2 separate regions of the Homo sapiens genome follow, and region 1 is linked to region 2. Evidence: read pairs that join two places in POLR2A ChIA-PET (ENCODE). Cell type or tissue: OCI-LY7. All regions are shown on one strand. Each heading gives the region's core, and the rest is flanking DNA. Links, peaks and the distances in the headings are about the cores only.

Region 1 (2,921 bases), core at 302-2,801, 230 kb before region 2:
CTTCCTCAAAGAACTATTACAAACTAGTGACAGACGGCGCTCTGGACCGGGAGGAGATCCCAGAATACAATCTCACCATCACAGCCACCGACGGGGGCAAGCCGCCCCTCTCCTCCAGCATAATTGTCACCCTGCACATCTCCGACGTCAACGATAATGCCCCAGTTTTCCAACAGACTTCCTACATGGTTCACGTGGCAGAGAACAATCCTCCTGGCGCCTCTATCGCTCAAATCAGTGCCTCTGACCCTGACTTGGGCCCCAGTGGCCAAGTTTCCTACTCCATCGTAGCGAGCGACCTGAAGCCGCGGGAGATTTTATCCTACGTGTCCGTGAGCGCGCAGAGCGGGGTGGTGTTCGCGCAGCGCGCCTTCGATCATGAGCAGCTGCGCGCCTTCGAGCTCACACTGCAGGCCCGCGACCAGGGCTCGCCCGCGCTCAGCGCCAACGTGAGCCTGCGCGTGTTAGTGGGCGACCTCAATGACAATGCGCCACGGGTGCTGTACCCCGCGCTGGGGCCTGATGGCTCCGCCCTCTTCGATATGGTGCCACGCGCCGCAGAGCCCGGCTACCTGGTGACCAAGGTGGTGGCGGTGGACGCAGACTCAGGACACAACGCTTGGCTGTCCTACCACGTGCTGCAGGCCAGCGAGCCCGGGCTCTTCAGCCTGGGGTTGCGCACGGGTGAGGTGCGCACAGCGCGTGCCTTGGGCGACAGGGACGCGGCCCGCCAGCGCCTGCTGGTCGCTGTGCGTGATGGAGGACAGCCGCCACTCTCCGCTACGGCCACGCTGCACCTAATCTTCGCGGATAGCCTGCAAGAGGTATTGCCAGACCTCAGCGACCGCCGGGAGCCCTCTGACCCCCAGGCAAAACTGCAGTTTTACCTGGTTGTGGCCTTGGCCTTGATCTCAGTGCTCTTCTTCCTCGCGGTGATTCTGGCAATCTCCCTGCGCCTGCGACTCTCTTCCAGGTCAGATGCTTGGGACTGTTTTCAGCCTGGTCTCAGCTCCAAGCCTGGACCTGGGGTTCTCCCCAATTACAGTGAGGGTACATTGCCCTATTCCTACAACCTGTGTGTTGCCTCACAATCAGCCAAGACAGAGTTCAATTTTCTGAACATAACCCCGGAATTGGTTCCCGCGCAAGATCTCGTCTGTGACAATGCCTCTTGGGAACAAAATACAAATCATGGAGCCGCTGGGGTCCCTTTTGCCTCAGATACTATTTTGAAGGTGAGCTTTAATTAATTTATTTTCACTTCTGGTTTTATTGTTTCACCTAATTTGGGTAGGAAGTTCCACTGCGTATTTCTTTGTCTGTGAGTTAGATTTGGCCAATGTTGTGCCTTAATTGTCTTAATCTTATCTAACTGAATTTTAAGTGTTTTCTCTCTGAAGTGTGAGATTTATTTACCCATGATTGCAAACCTTTATCACATGAGATATTGCACTGTATTTCTTTTTCTTCCTCATCTTTACATTACTTCTCTCTGCAGATTTGTTGCTATTGAGACTTTAGGCAATTAGTTTCACCTTCAGGCTCTTTGTTATTCAAATTTTAGTTTTACTTCCTCTTAGAATCATAATACTTCAGAGTAAAGAGAGTCTTCATTTTAGTAGGCTTTGGAAATTGGGAAACAAAGAAGAAAGACTTTTGCATAATGGCATGGCTTGTTAATCACAGGGCATGGGTAGGACATTGTCCCATTGACTTGAAGACCAACACTCAGTAAGCTAAATGTCTTGGAATCACAAATGTATTTCTAAAGGACAGGCAATGTTTGAGGTCTGAGGTGTCTGCTAGAAAGAGTGCATTTAACAAATGTGAGAAATCATTCTCTAACATGCATTTTAACAAATTGCTCTTAAGAAAAACTACACATTGAGAAAAATCTTACAACCTATGTTCACATCATTTTCTACAAAATATTACTTAAAACTTTGCTTTTGAATTTCCTAATTATATAGAATTTTTATTTTCTTAGTTTTCTATGAAAGTGTTATTAAATAAAATGACTTTCTGAAATGTCCATTTTTTTCAATCAAGAGGTTTTTCTATTTCTGTTGTCATATAAAGATGATAGCAGTAAATATCTGTCTCAACATAGAAAGGTCACTCAGTACTTCTCGACAAGTATCTGCTCATGCTTTCCTGCATGGATGATGAAATAAAACCCCATCCTCCACAGTTACTATACTGGTTGTCACTGGAACTACAAATATTTGAACATGGTAATAGAAAAACATAAAAATGCATAGTTAACCCAACTCAAACGCTGTCTGAGATAGTGGAGAGACTTTCTCAAAGTCCTCACAAGTAACAAAGATCTTTATTTCTTCTGCATATGACAGCTAATATAACTTACATAAATCAGTAGGCCTGTTTGGAAAGGTGCATGGAGAACTGGGTTTGTTTCCTTGGTATTCTTATATGCAAATAAGCACGTTTTCCTAAATTTATCCTAATAAGGAGATGAAATCTTGAATCCTACAAAGGTAAGAATTTGAATGTCCTAATTTAATGGACTAAATATAGATAAGAGGTAAATAAAGGACATAGGCTCCCCCGATGACGCATTAAATAAAATTTTTGTAAGGTATTGAGATCTAATAATCATATTGATCTCAGGGATTGTGGAAGTCTTGCTATTCAGAATTAAAGCTGAATTAACGGTCATAAACAACGCTACACAGTTAAACATTAAGGATATGGCAACATTATTAGAAATAAAATTATAACTAAACTTAGGAGAAATAAAAATGGAATTTGATGCAGTCACTGGTTAGGACTCTGAGTGTCGCTGTTGACCAAAGTGGGAAAGAAGCTGCCGCAGAGGCGACCCGACTCTGCTCCCTCCATACTAAACACACAGACCAGACAAGCTCCTACGAAAAGCCAACGCTCCACGCCCATTTTCG
Region 2 (2,921 bases), core at 241-2,740:
TTTCTCCATTGAAAAGCCTTCAATAACTCTCCGCTGCCCTATGTTAAAATCAAAATTCCTGTGCATGGCATATGACTCTCCTGGCTTTTCCCCCCAGTCTCATCTTCTCAGCAAACTCTCCACCTCAGACTCCATCTTCGTCTCCAAACAGATGACGCTGCCTCAATGCCCCAGACTTGCCCTAGGCTGCTGCCTCCTCAGCCTAGATTGTGCTTTCACAACTCCAACAGGCCCTACAGAATGATCCCTCCTCTAAATGGATATGTACCTTTCCTTGTGTTTCCATAGTAAAAGGCACTTGCCTGTCTCACAGCACTAAAAATGGATTACAATTGTCTTCTGATTGTCTGTTTCCTCTACCCATTTCCAGACTAAGTTACTTGATGGCAGAGCCTGTAACTTAAGTCATTATATCTCCTATGAACAAATACTATAATCTAGGCTTGCTTCCCTAAAATATCAATCCCTGGAGAAACTCTCCAAGTCTATTACACCTCTTCATTATATCAATGAAGAGACTGAAGCCCAGCCAGGTGAAGTAAATTACTGAGGTCATATGATTAGGGGATGAGTTGGATACAGAACTCAGGCATCCAGACTCCAAAGCTGCCAAATCTTTGCATTCCCCAAATTCTTGTGCCTTTTTCCTATTCAATATCCACTAACTCTCGCCTTTAGATGGAAAAGGAAGGAAGGGAGATGGGGATATATATATATATATATATATATATATATATGAAGGAAGATGCCAGTTTCCCTTGCTTTCCTAGGGCATCATCAGAAACAGATTTTATCTTAAAAAAAAATTATCTGCCAGGCACAGTGCCTCACGCCTGTAATCCCAGCACTTTGGGAGGCCGAGTCGGGTGGATCACGAGATCAGGAGTTTGAGACCAGCCTGACCAACATGGTGAAACCCCATCACTACTAAAAATACAAAAATTAGACGGGTGTGGTGGCGCCTGCCTGTAATCCTAGCTACTCAGGAGGCCGAGGCAGGAGAATCACTTGAACCCGGGAGGCGGAGGTTGCAGTGAGCCGAGATCGCACCACTGCACTCCAGTCTGGGTGACAGAGCGAGACTCTGTATCAAAAAAAAAAAAAAAGAAAGAAAGAAAATTTAAAAAAAATTACCCATGTTTTAGTGTTCAATTTGGGGAAGGACAGCAAACATGATCCACGAGGGAAAAAAAGCTGCATTTCCTGAGCTAGTCCAACAGAGGGCAGCAACAACCAGCAAAGTGAATCACAGCCCAGTCAGTACAAGCAAAACGGTTTTAGAATCCAATACAACACTCAAACAGCAAGCTCAATTATTAAAATAGAAACCTGCTGCTACAGTATATTCAGAGTGTATTGTTTACTTAGTTAATACTATGTGTGTTCTTACAGATTCTATGTTGGCAAACAGCTTTGTTCAGTAGTCATTTTTTAATTGTATCATTAGTTGTGTGTATTCTCTGAAATATAGAATAAGTTCCTAGATCATGACAAGTTAACAACAACAACAACAACAACAACAACAACAACAAAAACACAGGAGTCCAGGGAGATAAATGCTACTGGAGCTTTATTTATGTATTAGGTCTCAGATATCCAAGATTCTTAAAATTAAGTCTCTAATCATCCTACCTACATCTAAATGCATCCACTTTCATCATTCTCCTTGTTTGCTGTCAATTCTCTTCTGGTCCCAAACCAAACCCTTACTGTCCTAGGCTGGCTGTGGTAAATATCTCACTTCCTGGCCCTTCTATTGAGTCCTCCACTAAACATTAGCACTTATACCTTTAACTACAAATATAGATACTGAAGGAAGCATAAATACAGAATGAATTTTTTTAAAATATCCAAATCTGGCTTAGGAATCCAGATTAATAGGAACTTTCAGGTAAAAGATGTCAGACTGAACCAAAACATCTAATTTCTCTCCTTCTTGAAACCTCACTAAACCTACAGAAAAGGTGTTTTTTAGAAAGTAAGAAGTGATGCAAGGAAAGAGCCTACAAGGTTGGGAAGAACAAAAGAGCAACTGCAAATTTTGAAGACTGGGACTAGAAGAACTAGAGGTATTAAATCCAACACATTACAGAAAGCTGAGTCCTAAACCGGAAAGAGCAATAACCAACCCATTACACTTTAAGGATCCTCAAAAGGCTTAGGAATAATTGGCACCAGATACCTATGGAAATGGGAGTTAAAGGAGGGGGAGGCTAAAAATAAGACTGGTTGGAAGCTGTTTAAGAAGCAGTTAGATCCCTAGATCATACCCCACCCCTCAACCATGCCATTGGGAAACTACCCTCCCTTCTTCCAGCAGAGGTCTGGAAGTTTGTTCTCAGAAGAGGGTAAAACGGAGGGTCTCTGGATTGGAGGATGCCAGGGTCCCTATACTAAAAAGAAAAGTAAACCTAGGCATAGTATATACTGAGACACTCAGCACTTTTCCCCCTCTAGTCTCTTAGAGCCCCAGCAGCCTGGCCTTTCCCCTTGAGACAGAAGGTTGGAAGTGTCTTCTCTGGGGAATCAACTTAAAGCTTGTGACATAGTCCAAGTAGATCACTTCAGAGCTCCATTGTCCAACATGTACCACTAGGCACATATAATTGTACAGCACTACTAAGGTGGCTAGTGTAAGTGAGGAGGAATTTATTACATTTTATTTAACAAAATTTAAATGGCAAATAAACTTACGAAAGAAGCTCAACATCATATGTCATCAGGTAAGTGTAAATTAAAATAAGATACCACTACATACCTACTAGAATAGCCAAAATCCACAACACGGATGATGCCAAATGCTTGCAAAGATGTGGAGCAAGAACTTTCTTTTCTTTTTTTCTTTTTGAGATGGAGTCTTGCTCTGTCACCAAGGCTGGAGTGCAGTGGCATGATCTCAGCTCACTGCAACCTTCTTCCAG

The links. ChIA-PET counts read pairs that join two places held together with the same protein. Peaks named below come from ENCODE experiments on the same cell type or tissue, not always from the same donor. Only the 100,000 strongest peaks of a DNase experiment are listed, where the experiment ranks them.
Region 1: POLR2A ChIA-PET joins it to region 2 with 9 read pairs; 4 of 35 experiments call an interaction of 5 or more read pairs at or near these places.

What each region holds. Positions count from the first base shown.
Region 1 is chr5:141,361,322-141,364,242 of GRCh38, forward strand. The region is part of intron 1 of PCDHGA1 (protocadherin gamma subfamily A, 1); the gene reads left to right. All of the region lies in intron 1 of PCDHGA2 (protocadherin gamma subfamily A, 2), which reads left to right. All of the region lies in intron 1 of PCDHGA3 (protocadherin gamma subfamily A, 3), which reads left to right. All of the region lies in intron 1 of PCDHGB1 (protocadherin gamma subfamily B, 1), which reads left to right. It also overlaps PCDHGA4, PCDHGB2, PCDHGA5 and PCDHG@. In OCI-LY7, for the core only: a CTCF peak has its summit at 2,782; DNase peaks (open chromatin) are centred at 1,250 and 1,590; H3K4me3 peaks cover 1,971 bases; H3K27ac peaks cover 1,931 bases.
Region 2 is chr5:141,590,991-141,593,911 of GRCh38, forward strand. The region is part of intron 1 of DIAPH1 (diaphanous related formin 1); the gene reads right to left. Among named protein-coding and RNA genes, the nearest start is that of DIAPH1, 27 kb to the right of the region's middle. In OCI-LY7, for the core only: a CTCF peak has its summit at 1,233 (motif pointing right); a DNase peak (open chromatin) is centred at 1,251.